Linked DNA regions of Homo sapiens: region 2 is linked to region 1. Evidence: chromatin contacts called from ENCODE Hi-C data. All regions are on one chromosome and are shown on one strand. The core of a region is the stretch at or near the end of the contact, and the rest is flanking DNA. Distances in the headings are between cores, read along the strand shown.

Region 1 (6,047 bases), core at 430-2,929:
AGCACAGCATTCCTCCTTGAACCCAACGGGCTCTGCTGTATCTGTGGTTTACCAAAAGGCAAAAAGCTGGGTCCCACCTGAGGTTGGCACTGCAAACACTGAATGAGCACAGCGTTCCCTCTTGAACCCAAGAGGCTCTGCTGTCTGTGTGGTTTACCAAAAGGCAAAAAGCTGGGTCTCAGTCAACTGCTGAATGCATTAGAGTACAGAGGCTGTAGTCCTCAGGCCTCCCCCTCACTGCAAGGGTAACACAGGAAAGATAACCTCCCATCTTTGACACGCCAGCGGGGAGGAGGGGAAAGAACCTACACAAGTTGAGGAGCCCTTTTTCAGTTAAGCAAGTCAGTGGCCTTACGCACCATCCAAAACCACACACACACACAAACAAAACACCCTGCTGAAGGTATCACCACCTTAACCCAAACCTGGTACCTCTGCCACCAAGGCCAGCCTGGGCAAAGATTAACCTGTGGTCTTCGGCCTTGGGTTCACTGACAGGGCCACCTTGGAGAGACAGCAGGCCAACTTTCTGTTTGTTTTAAAGGAAATGCTTCCTGGCACATGTTTAGGACTCTGAACTCTGCACATGAAGCCACGTGGTTGGTGTTAATCTGGCTCCATCCACTCACGATCGGCCAAAGCAACCTATTTCCGAGGGCAGCCCCTGGCTGGGTAATCGACACCATCTCGTTCAAGTCACGCGGGCTCCCGCCGGATTCCCCGGAGCCTAGTGCCGCGTCCTCTCCACACAGCAATCCTCCCGCGCGAGGGGAGCGGGGGGGAAAGGGGTTGGGGGGTTTCAGAGGGGAGGGACTTACACCTGTGAGGCCAATGGCTCTAGCGGGTCAGGTGAAGTTCGAGGGCGCGGGACAGGAGGAGACTCCCGCCCTTCCAGTCAAGCCGGCTTTGCACTAGCAGAGTGCGCCGGCGCCCTACTTGCGGTGCCCACCTGTAGCCACAGCAAACAAACTTTCCTCCCCTTCTGGGTTGGAAGAATCCGGTGCCTTACGCCACCCCCTGGCCCAAGCCGGCGGCGACCCGGAGCTCCGCGGACTCCTCACCTGATACCCCTAAAATCCCAACCTGGTCTGTCCCAGAGCGCAATCCCCGCACTGCCCGCGCACCCCGTTTGGGTATGCGGAGTGGAGGGTCTGGGTTGCCAGCTGGATATTAGGAATTGGGGGGCGGGAGGAGCGGGGGGACGCGATTCACTGCCCTTTGCAACTCCAGCTCCCAACTTTGCCAGCCGCGCAGTTGCTGCCTTCCAATTTCCTCTGCGCCGCGCAACCGGCTCCCTCGGCTTCTCCAACGCCGTCCTCGGGGAGGGAGCTCCCCAAGGCCAGCAGGAACCCCGCGCGCCCGGCGCACTTACAGCCATAGCGGGGTCTCTGCAGCGACGGCAGCTCTTCGTGTGGCATCCTGCGCGTCTCCGGGGGCCCGCCCGGGGCGCGCCCCCCGCGGCTACCCTCGCTGGCCAGGCTCGCGGGCTCTGCGCCCCGCCGGCGCGCTCGGATCCCGCCTCTCGCCGATTTCCCCTAGCCGCCCGAAGATCTGCGACCCACTCCCTCGGTGCTCTCTCGCCAGAGCCAGCCACGGCCGCCGCGCGCTGACACTGAAGTAAAAGTGAACTCTCCTCCCTCGCTCCCTGGCCGGTCGCCGCCGCCTCCCGCAGCAGGTTTCCTTTCTCCTCCAGCCAGGCCCCGTTATTCACCGCGGTGGGAGCGCGCGCCGAGACGCAGCGACCCCTACCGCGTGTCGGGCGCAGCGCCCAGGCCGCGTGGACCCGCCCCTTCTCCCCCGGGGGAGAGGGAAGGGGCCGAGAGGGACGCTGGGCCGGGACCCCCTGCAGCTGGGGCCCCCGCACAGCTGGTGGCCTGGGGGTGGCGGCCACCCCGCCTTATTTCTCGCTTCTGGAGAGTTTCGAGGGTGGAAGTGAACCAACGCGGAGAAGTGCAAGAAAAACCGCAGAAGTCACAGGGAGCCCTTCGTGTCCGGGGTGTTGCTCAGTTACTGAGGGACAAACAGCGCGGTTCCTTTTCCTCTGGGGAGATTTCACGTTGACTTTTGTTCTTCTTCTTCGTCTTTTTGGTTTTGTTTTTTTTTGTTTTTTTTTTTTTTTTGCTTCGAAAGTTGCTTCTGTCACTTTTTGTCTACAAAATAACAGGGTTCCCCTTATGACAAGAAACTGAGTGTGTGTGTGCTGGAGGAACAAGATAACCCAAGGCAACCACTCAAAACACAACTGCGAGTCATCCCCCTCCCTCCGATCACCTTGTGCCCGCCCCCGCCCCAGTGTGCAGAGCCTTCTCTCAAGCCCAGCTGGGGTCGCAAGCCACAGAAACCTTTTCCGGCTAAGCTTTTAAGGAAATTAAACTGCATGTGGCTGTTTTGAAATCGGGGTTTTCATGCGGTCGCCAGGAGCTATTTTTCTCTTTGTGTCTCAGCGTGATAAAATCTGGAGGGAATGCGGGACGCTTCCGTACCTGTGCCCTCACCTATTTGACAATTGTGGAATGTGTGGGTGACCCGATAACAGGAAAAACAAACTGAGGGAGGGCGATAAGAAATTATTTAGAGCCGGGCGCGGCGGCTCACGCCTGTAATCCCAGCACTTTGTGAAGCCGAGGCACAAGGATCCCTTGAGCCCAAGAGTTCCAGACCAGCCTGGGCAACATAGCGAGACCCCGTCTCTCCAAAAAATGAAAAAATAATATTAGCCGTATTAGCCGGGCGTGGTGGTTGCGCCTGCAGTCCCAAGCTACTCAGGAAGCTGAGGTGGGAGGATTGCTTGAGCCCGAGAGGACAAGGCTGCTGTGGGTTGTGATTGCACCAGTGCACTCCAGCCTGGGTGAGAGTGCAAGACCCTCGGAGGCGGTGGGGGGATGGAAATTATTTCGCTGAGGAAATGGTGGCATAGTGACACTAATCATTTTTTATTATGCAAGGATACAGAGGATGAGCAGCTGTTTTCCATTTCATATAGGAGACGCAGTCCTTCTCAAACTTGTTGAAACTCACATTCTTGGGCCCCACCCTCAGAATTTCCGACTCAATGGGTCTGGGCTGGTGCTCATGAATTTGCATTTCTAATTTCTAGCATACTGCCAGGTGATGCTGACACTGCAGAGCGTGCTTAGGGTGGCTCTGTGAGTGGTAGATGCTCACAGGGACGTAAACTGTACACAGGGAACTCTCAATTCAGACGGGATAGCAAAATATTTTTTTTTTTTCCCTGATGGCATTAGATTCTCACCTGTTTGGAATGGGATGAATGGAGTTTTCCTTTCTTAAAAAGCAGATGCCTCTCAGTCTAAGAACAATTCAGAGGCGAAATGGCCACATTTGAGGCTCGGCACCCTGTCAATTGATATTCACCCAAAGGAGAAATGTGGAAGGGGATTTTCGTGCATGTCAGGAGATGCTGAATTAAATGATGTCTAAAGTTCATTCCATTTCTGTTGTTGCATTTGTCAAGTGTTAACAATTAAGTATTTACACATAACAATTTTCGTATGAGTGTATGACTTAGAGCCCAAATAAATGAGTAGTCTATATATTTAGAGGTGGGTGAAAAAATCACTCTGAACTAAAATGGTCCAGGAAGGTGACAGGGTTTGAAAGTGTGGCTTGAAGTGGAAGTGTGGTAAAAGCTGGATGGAGAGCATCCAAGGGAAAGAAACAATGAGGTGGAGCACAAGGTTGGGTTGGAGCTGGATTGGTTGGACTGGATTGGAGCTATGAAGTTGTCATCAGGTTGTGGAGGGCCCTGAGTGTCTGGCTAAGAGGACCGGAGATTATCGTAGAAACATTCAAGAGATCTTAAAGGTTTTGAGTATGGAAGCTGCAGAATGCAAGGGAGTTTAGGGAAGGAGAATATTGGAGCAGGTCATAGGATAGGTTGGGATGGGACAACTTGGAGATGTTGACGCCCCGTGGAAGGTGTTTGGACAGAGATTGAAGAGAGAGGTAAGAAGAGCCTCAATGAGGCTGATATCAGTAAGGGAGATGAAGGGGGTGTTTTAATATACTCAAGTTGGTGCCATCAACATGTATAGATATTATACACACTAACAAGTAGATTAAGTAAAGTAAATATCTGTTAATCGTAGAAAGTGAAGGTTAAAGCGTAAATAGGTGATTGGGAGGGCAGTAGTTCTAAGTTCATGTTCTAGCTGGTCAGCTCTTTGAAGAATCTGAGGTGGCTTCAAGGCCCTGTCGTGGGTCATGTTTTTATGAAGAACTTAAAACACTAAGACGAAATTGGAAAGGCAAATGCTCTTGTTATTTTGCAAGTGCTAGCATTAATCATGGGCATTTTGGTCTGCACTCATTGGGTAATAACAATACTGTCTCACAGGCCACTTCACCTCAGCATCTCAGAAAAGAAATTTGTCTGCAGAATGCTGGACTATTTTCTCTTAGGATTTGATACTGGAGAATATTCAAATAGGTACAAGGCAATGCGTCAGCTTACTTTGCCATCTGATTGTGCTTGCAATAATATTAGAAACAAAAATGAAGGCCATCTAGTGAAAAAAAGTTTTCAAGAAAGCAAGGTTTTTTGTTTAATGTAAAACAAAAAACAACACTAATAAACTACTAGACATGCTGAAACAATTTTTAAGCAATATTATTTTAAAAAATTTTGTTTTTAAGGCCCATCTGTTTTCTTTTGACAAGTTGAAATAAAGGTGTTTGGGAAAATGCAATTTTTAAAATAACAGATTATATCAAGAGCATCGAAAGGGAAAAAAAGTATGTCTCAGGAAAAATCTTAGCACACTTTAATATTATATTTGCCTTTGAGATGACTTGGTTATTTTCCAATAATATCACATTATTGATCAATTTTACATGCATACCCAAAATAGTGACTGTCGCCAGAAATGAGGAATGAGGAAATCATAGGAAAGAAATTATTCAAGCCTTTTTCAAAGTACTGGGAGCACTTGGGCTATTAAAATTTTCTAACTTGCTCCCATTTCCAGAAAAAGAGAGATACTGAAAAGAAATAGAAAGTACGCTTTACTGCAAAGGAGATTCCTATGTCTAAAAAGAAAACTGTTACAGTTCAACTTCAAATTTACAAAAAAATTAAAAAGAATCAGAAATGAATGAAACAATCAGTGTTTGCATTTTTAGTAGGGATGGGGTTTCACCATGTTGGCCAGGCTGGTCTCGAACTCCTGACCTCAAGTAATCCACCTGTGTCTGTCTCCCAAAGTACTGGGATTACAGGCATGAGCCACCATGCCAGGCAGAATTTGAGCTTCTTGACAACTGGAACTTGGTCTAATTCATCATTGCTATGTGTCCAGGATGTGTAGCAATGCCTGGCATGTAGTAGCTGCTCAATTATTTTGTTGCAATCATGAATTTACTATGATAAATTATATGCACCAGTCACTATACTAGAAATAGTTGTTACTTTCATTCTGGTAACAACTCTGGGAAGAAGATAGAGATATCCTTATTTAACGGTAAAGCAACAGACTCATAGAGACTGGTAGTATATGGCAGAGCTGGGTTTATCTGAGTCCACACAGTTTCCCCAACAGAAACTGATAAATTGAACTACAGTTTTCAACATTTTTGCCTTTTACCAAATACATGTTGTCTTTTCCTAGGTGAACACTAAAGGACGTACTACAAATGACCCCAAGTTACCATCATCTATTTGCCAAAATAGACCCTGGGGTCCATTTTGTATCCAGGCAATAGTTCTGATTATAGTTTTATTGCTAATCCCTTGTAGTTCTTTATTGATCTTTATGCATGAATGAGACAAAATCTGAATGGTGCTTACTAAAGGGCTCTCTGCCATATACCTGTAAAGTTGTTCTGAATCAATGTTTTAAAATCATTTATGCTTTCCCATTGACCATACTCCAAGTATACTTTATTTTAATCTTGGATTGATCTATCTTTGGCAGTAGCTTATTGTCCTAGCTTTAATCTTCCCTGCCTGACTCATTCCCTTCTAGAAGATTCTGTATTAATTGATTGATGACAAACTTCTAAGTGACCTACAAGAGCTTGGATATTTT
Region 2 (6,662 bases), core at 3,334-5,833, 2.4 Mb before region 1:
CAAGCGATTCTCCTGCCTTAGCTTCCCGAGTAGCTGGGATTATAGGCATGCACCACCACATTCAGCTAATTTTTTTATTTTTAGTAGAGACAGGGTTTCATCATATTGGCCAGGCTGGTCTCAAACGTCTGACCTCAGGTGATCCACCTGTCTCAGCCTCCCAAAGTGCTGGGATTACAGGCATGAGCCACCTCCCAGGCCTAGACTGGACCTTTTCATATCGCAAGTGAGACTGTTCAGATGTCTGAACGTGATCAAAGTCTTGGCATTTGCCTGGAGAAGTCACCAAAGAGCAAGTAAGGAGAACTAGACAGAGTCCATTTGAAGACAATGGTGGGAGAGAAAAATAAATGGAATCTTACCGACTTCAGTTTGCTCAATAAACTGGTGATGTGTTTGAGGAAGAGCAATATTCCCATTTGCAACCAGAGGATTTTTCCATTTCACATGCCCAGTTTCTTTTGGATGTTTATAACCAAGGCAGGGCTCCTGCCCTCAAGCAATGCCCAGTCTAGGGAGAAAACTGGAAAGGGAACAAGTGACAGTGTTATATCGGGAAAGTACAGCCCGCTATATGAACAGAGGGAAGGACTACCAATCCAATCTTGGGACCAGGGAGGCTTCCAAGGAGGTGACATCTTGGCTACATTTTTAAGGAGAAGCAAGAGCAACCAGCAAAAGGCCAGCAGTGGAATGGGGAAGTAAAGAAAGTTGCAGAAGGAATGGAAAGAGAGAAGGGACGACTTTGGGGAGTTTTGATGAGTTGACTTTTAGATGTGTTGATCATGCAAGAACATGTGGCCTGGAGGTCAGAGGCCCTGTTCTTGTTCTAGAGATTGTACTACCAGCCACGTGCAGTATTTGGAGCCCTAGTGTTTGATCAGATATCTCAGAACAAATATGTGTAGAAAAAAAGGCCGGGTGAGCGGTGGCTCACTCCTGTAATCCCAGCACTTTGGGAGGCCAAGGCAGGTGGATCGCTTGAGGTCGGGAGTTTAAGACCAGCCTGGCCAACATGGTGAAACCCCGTCTCTACTAAAAATAACAAACAACAACAAAAAAAATTAGCCAGGCATGGTGGCAGGCACCTGTAATCCCAGCTCTTCAGGAGGCTGAGGCAGGAGAATTGCTTGAACCCTGGAGGCAGAGGTTGTAGTGAGCCGAGATTGTGCCACTGCACTCCAGACTGGGTGATACAGTAAGACTCCATCTCAAAAAAAAAAAAACAAAAAAGAACAAGTATGTGTAGAAAAAAAGAGGCTGTGGATACCAGTTGGTCAGATAGGTTGCCTTTGTGAATGCCTGCTCCAAGAACCTCAACACATAAACAGTTGTAGGATCCTGGGGAAGATAACTTTGTAAAGAATGCAACCAGGCAAAGGAAGCCCCCAAGGAATGGATGTTTTAGGGCTTTAGCCCCTGACCTCAGTGCGGAGACTTATCCGTGGGGCTCCGGGTTTAACTAAAGGAGCCACTCTGGCCGGTAATAGACAGATCTGAGACAGATCCAGCAAACTGAGTGGCCACCTATTCCCTGTCCTCATAGGCCCAGATGCAAATCTCAGCTCTGTTTTATCCCTTAAAGAGGCAAGGTGAGCTCTAGAAATGGCATGGCCGAAAAAAGGATAAGGATGAGGAAATAAATTGGGGTTTGTTCTGGTGGCTGGAGCATTGCTGGTGGAAACTGCACCTTTAGGACAGGTTCTTTCCCAGTAGGGGCAGCCCCAGGCTGGTTCACTAGACCACTCACCTGGGGAGAGCTGAACCCCCAAAGCCAGGTCCAAGAGGAAGAAAGCACCAACTCCAAGCCCTTTGGCTCAAGAAAGGTCCTTGACTGTGAACCAACTGTGTGCCAACCAGCTTTCTCCTAAGAGCTGAAGAAACAGCAGTGCCCCTAGAGGCCAAGAGGAATCCCCAATGTTTGAGAAGTGGATGGCAGAGGATAAATGAGACAGAACAGTTGGAAAAGTGGGAGAAAAATAGGAGAGAAAGTTCCCATAGAAGCTGAGTAAGAGGTTTAGAAAACATTGATTAATAGAAGAATGAAAAAGTGCCCATTGGATTTGGTGAGGGGTGGTCACTGGTCACTTTGACAAAACCAGTTCCAGTGCAGCGATGGATTCAGGAGCCAAGCTGAAGTGAGCTCAAGTAGGAAGGGACTAAGCAATTTCAGGTAGTGAGTAGAGACCGCCCTTTCCAGAAGGCTGACTGTGAAGAGGAAATTGAATGCAGAAAAGGAAGTACCTATAGGGACATAGTGCCATAAAGGAGGAAGTTGCTCTTTTTTTAAGTTGGGTGATAGTAGAGCATGTTTGAATGATAATGAGGAAGAGGAAAGGAGAGGCTGAGAATGTGAACAAATGAGGCATAACTGACGGAACAAGAACTCACAAAGTAGGAAGGGATGGCCCTAGAAGAGCACAGGTGTTGCACAGGTGGGGGAATTAGCCTAGGGTGAGGACAGGAGCAGGCTTTCACTAAGCTATGGAAAAAGCAAGGCGCTCAGGAGCTAGGTGAGGATGTAGACAGGTTCTTAATGGAGGGCCAGAAAAATTAATGCTTGTTGCCTTCCTCGTGAATGAGGAAAATGGTGAATGACGCATCAACAAAAAACAATTTTGTGGCTTCAAATTATTTGTATAAAGATCTCATTTAATCCTCACAACAATCCAAGTGGGTCTTCCAGTTCCAAATCTAGGTTATCCCCCAATTTCTCCATTGTTCTCAGCTACCCTGACCTGGCACTTTTTCCTCCTGTAGCTCTACAATACTGGAACTCCCTCAAACTAATCCTTTCCCAGACATTGGCCCAAGACAACTCATAAGTCTCTCTTACAGCTTGCTATGCATTCAGTGTTTTTCTTCCCCTAAAATTCATGTTGAAGCTTAATCCCCAATGCAACAGTATTAAGAGAGGGACATTTAGGACGTGATGAGCCAGGAGGAGGGCTCTGCCCGCGTAAATGAGACTAGCGCATTATTCAAATGCTGGAGGGAACTAGCTTGGCCCTTTTCGCCCTTCCATTTATTTGCCATGTGAGGACACAGAGTGCGTTTCCTTCAAAGGACAAAGCGACAAGTCAATGTCTTGGAAGCAGAGACTGGGCCTCACCAGACACCGAACCTGCTGGCATCTAGATTTTGAACATTCAACCTCCAAAACTGTGAAAATACATTTCTGTTCTTTATAAATTACCCAGTCTCAGGTATGTTGTTCTAGCAGCACAAACAGACTAAGACACAGCTGCTGCCATTGAGGGAATCCGCGCAACAGTTGGTTCTTTCCCTTCTTATCTCTGTGCCTCAAATGTCCCTGCCATCCAGCAACAAGCAGTTCCAGCACAGCCTGCCAGTGTTCTGGTTATCAGTCCTTCTCTGACCTGTTGCACAAAAGGATGTTAACCAAATCCAGACCTACATTAGGCGCATGGTACCAACTCTTGTCTATAGCCAAGGACTATTACCTGCCTTAATGGGGGTTCAACTGGTGGTGATTTGTGTAGAGAACACTTGATCAGTTATCCTCTTACATTCATTTATTTATTTATTTATTTATTTATTTATTTATTTATTTATTTATTTATTTTGAGACGGAGTCTCACTCTGTCTCCCAGGCTGGAGTGCAGTGGCACGATCTTGGCTCACTGCAATCTCTGCCCCCTGGATTCAAGCAATTCTCCTGCCTCAGCCTCCCAAGTAGCTGAGACTACAGGCTCGTGCCACCACACCCAGCTAATTTTTGTATTTTTGGTAGAGACAGGGTTTCACTATGTTGGCCAGGATGGTCTCGATCTCTTGACCTCATGATCCACCCGCCTCGGCCTACCAAAGTGCTGAGATTAGAGGCATGAGTCACCACGCCCAGCCTCCTCTTATGTTTCTTATATGCACTTAATACCCAAAGGAATATTGGGTGTTACGCCCCATACACCATGGGGCTCTCTGATTCCCAGCTGTTGTTGGCCCCATAGTCTTTCTCCTGGACTTTTCCATTCCCAGGTAGCATCATTACAATATATTTAAAGGGTTGGGCGGGGGAGTCCCATGGTTATTAGTTCATGAAGTGAAAGAGGGGAGAAGGGCAAGGTTAAAGTTGCAAAAAGAATGTGAAAGGCAGAAAATTGGATGAGATCAAGGAAGCAAACCTGTGACTATCAAGTCAGGTGACATTTTTCTGCTTCTGTTCAAGTTGTCTTCAAGGCCACTCTGAAAGAGGAACTTTGAAAATAATTTGAGTAATAATAGCATCATGTGACTAAAACTCACATGTATTTTGGTTATACATTCTAATGTGTTTGTTTAAAAAGGTTTGTTATTGTTGGTCATAATTTATGCAGTCTTTCAAACAGTGCTCTGTTAAAATGAGGTTCTTCTAGCTGAACTAGAAAGGTAATTTTTTTAAAAATGTGGACCCAGGATTCAACTTTGTGCTAAGTATGTTTAAACTTTCCAGTCCAAAAGAAGAATGAAGCTTTTTGACATTGTGAATCAACAATGTGGTTAAAGGTCATAGGTTTAAAAAATCCGACACAGTTTAGGTTTGACTCATGCATTCAAGAGGCAAATCTTTTTGACCCCAAGGTGAAGGTGAAACTGCCTTTGCTGATAGGGCAGCTCCAGAAAGCAAAATCACTTTTGTTTTGAAGGCAGCTGTTTTCCTAGATGCTATCCTTTCATTTCAACCAAACAGATTCATTATGCACTGAGCAACGAATAAAATAAAAGCACGGGTACCATTTCCGATCGAGGAAATTGTCCAGGACAATTGTCCTGGACACTCCTGATTACCTCCTATCCCTTCTTTCACTTTCCATCCATCTCAAGGGCCAACCCAGCAGGTTATTTCACCTTATCCCAGGCTCCATGTGAAGTGTACTGAACACAGAATTGGACTTCTTCAGTCTTGATCCTTGGTGCTAATTCACCCCCAGCATGATGGACACACATCCCCAGCCTTCTTGGTCTGGCTGTTTCAGAGAGCACCTCTCAGCCCCTCCACAAGACTAGACTGTGCCTCTCTAGAAAACAACCAGTAACTCTCATCGTCTATAACTCCCGGGCTGGCCACAAGGCCTTATGCAACAGGTGAGGTAGCCGGGAGTCTTCTCCAAAAACACTGAAGTTCTAATTTGCTCTTTTTCCTTCTGAAGATGTCTCCTTAAAGAAGCCCTTCTGAATGCCATGGTGTGTTGGAGATGTGCCTTTGTATCATGAGTTTCACAGCAAAATCTAGCACAGGCTTATTTTACATCTCCTAAGCCCCCAGTGGATATGAGTCATCCCAAGTATATCAGAGTCTCCTAATCCCGCTCACCCAGAGCCCTACCCAGCTTCAGGCTGGAAACCAGCGCCTCCCAGTCCCCATCTGGATGGTGTCAACAACTCTTTCCTTTCATGAAAACCACATGTGAACATAGGTTTTGGGGTTTTTTTCTATTGGTTTTGGAAGAAAAGAAACACATGCAGGGTAGGGGCACCGTCATGTTGTCAGAGTGATGACTCGGCTTCTGGCAAACACTTGGTCTCATGGGAGGCAGAGAAGAGAAGCTCTGGTAAAAATTAGCTTGGAGATGTTCCTTTCTGTAAACACAACCTGAAAAGATGTAAATCGCCGAGTGGGCAGAGTCCTTGCCTGTCCCAAGTGCAGGCATTTATGGTATCAAAGAAAGTTTACTTATAGCCATTTCAACTTGGGTTTCCTGTGAATGAATGGGCAAGAACGTGAGTGGAGAAGACTTGGATGGAACTGGGCTTTCTTCATGTATTCAGCCCAGTAGAAACCACTGCCCTTTACAGGAAACAGTGAGACACTGTTTGGAAGATAGGTCTAGGGACTGGAAGAACTCTCTCACAACAAAGCTCTGGGTGTACCTTGGATTGAAATATGATTTCAAATGCAGTTCATCCCTGGGAGAAGTGTTAAGACTTGCCTTATATTTCAGAGGTTCTTGGACAGCAGGATTTTCTTCCCCAAAATTATGATGCAAATAATTCAAAGTATACAGCATGGTGGCTCAGGCAGCCCTGCCTTGACAACATAGAGCTGGTAGAACACTGTTTTTATTTATAACTTTAATAAGCAAGGCTCTTCATTAGGTGTTATATTCTATGGCTGTTTCCTCTACAGAATATAGACTAAGAGATGCACATACATCCCTACACATAATATATGGTCCAAACTATGTTTAAAGGGCAAAACTCATTGTTTGGACTCGAAGATCTATTACATTTATATCTAACCCATGTAATATTCTTTTTCCACCTAAATCAATCAGTACATTCATTGAGCACCTTCAAGGTGGGCAGTGCCTTCAGGCTGCCATACATAGAGAAGCCTTAGCTGTGGTCCTTGACTGCAGGAAACCTCATTAAGGAGACACCCAGCTGATGAAATGTTAATTAACAGTTCAAGACAGAACGTGATAAGTGCCAAATGAGAAAGGATGGAATGACCTGGAGAAATTCAATTTAGAGAAAATGAAGGGCACATGAGAGAACAGGCTTCCTTTTTCAGCAGGAATCTTGAACCTGTCTCCAGAAGGAAGAACTTCTGAGTTTCAGGAAGGATCTCAGCTCATCTTTAGAAAGAACTTCTAAATTGGGAAAGCCAACATAGTGAGGTTGCCCAAGGCATGCAAACAGACTGAATCACCATCTGTTAG

The links. A loop is a pair of places that touch in the nucleus more often than their neighbours do. Pooled maps may share reads with other maps.
Region 2: a pooled map shows a loop between it and region 1 (11-fold over the local background). The contact joins the enhancer-like site here to the promoter of IQGAP2 in region 1. A Hi-C loop is called at or near these places in 2 of 37 single-sample maps with no recorded cell type and 3 of 50 pooled maps.

What each region holds. Positions count from the first base shown.
Region 1 is chr5:76,398,917-76,404,963 of GRCh38, reverse strand. It overlaps IQGAP2 (IQ motif containing GTPase activating protein 2), which reads right to left and starts at 1,679. Exons shown (of 36, transcript NM_006633.5): 1 at 1,373-1,679. The coding sequence starts at 1,418. RefSeq lists silencers at 1,368-1,477, 1,648-1,997 and an enhancer at 1,214-1,714.
Region 2 is chr5:78,756,197-78,762,858 of GRCh38, reverse strand. All of the region lies in intron 3 of LOC124900191 (a long non-coding RNA gene), which reads left to right. Among named protein-coding and RNA genes, the nearest start is that of LHFPL2, 110 kb to the right of the region's middle. RefSeq lists enhancers at 1,621-1,720, 2,316-2,445, 5,132-5,181, 5,752-5,811. Within about 2 kb of position 4,583, at least 4 of the 41 ENCODE cell types and tissues checked have a DNase peak (open chromatin) inside an H3K27ac peak, as active enhancers do.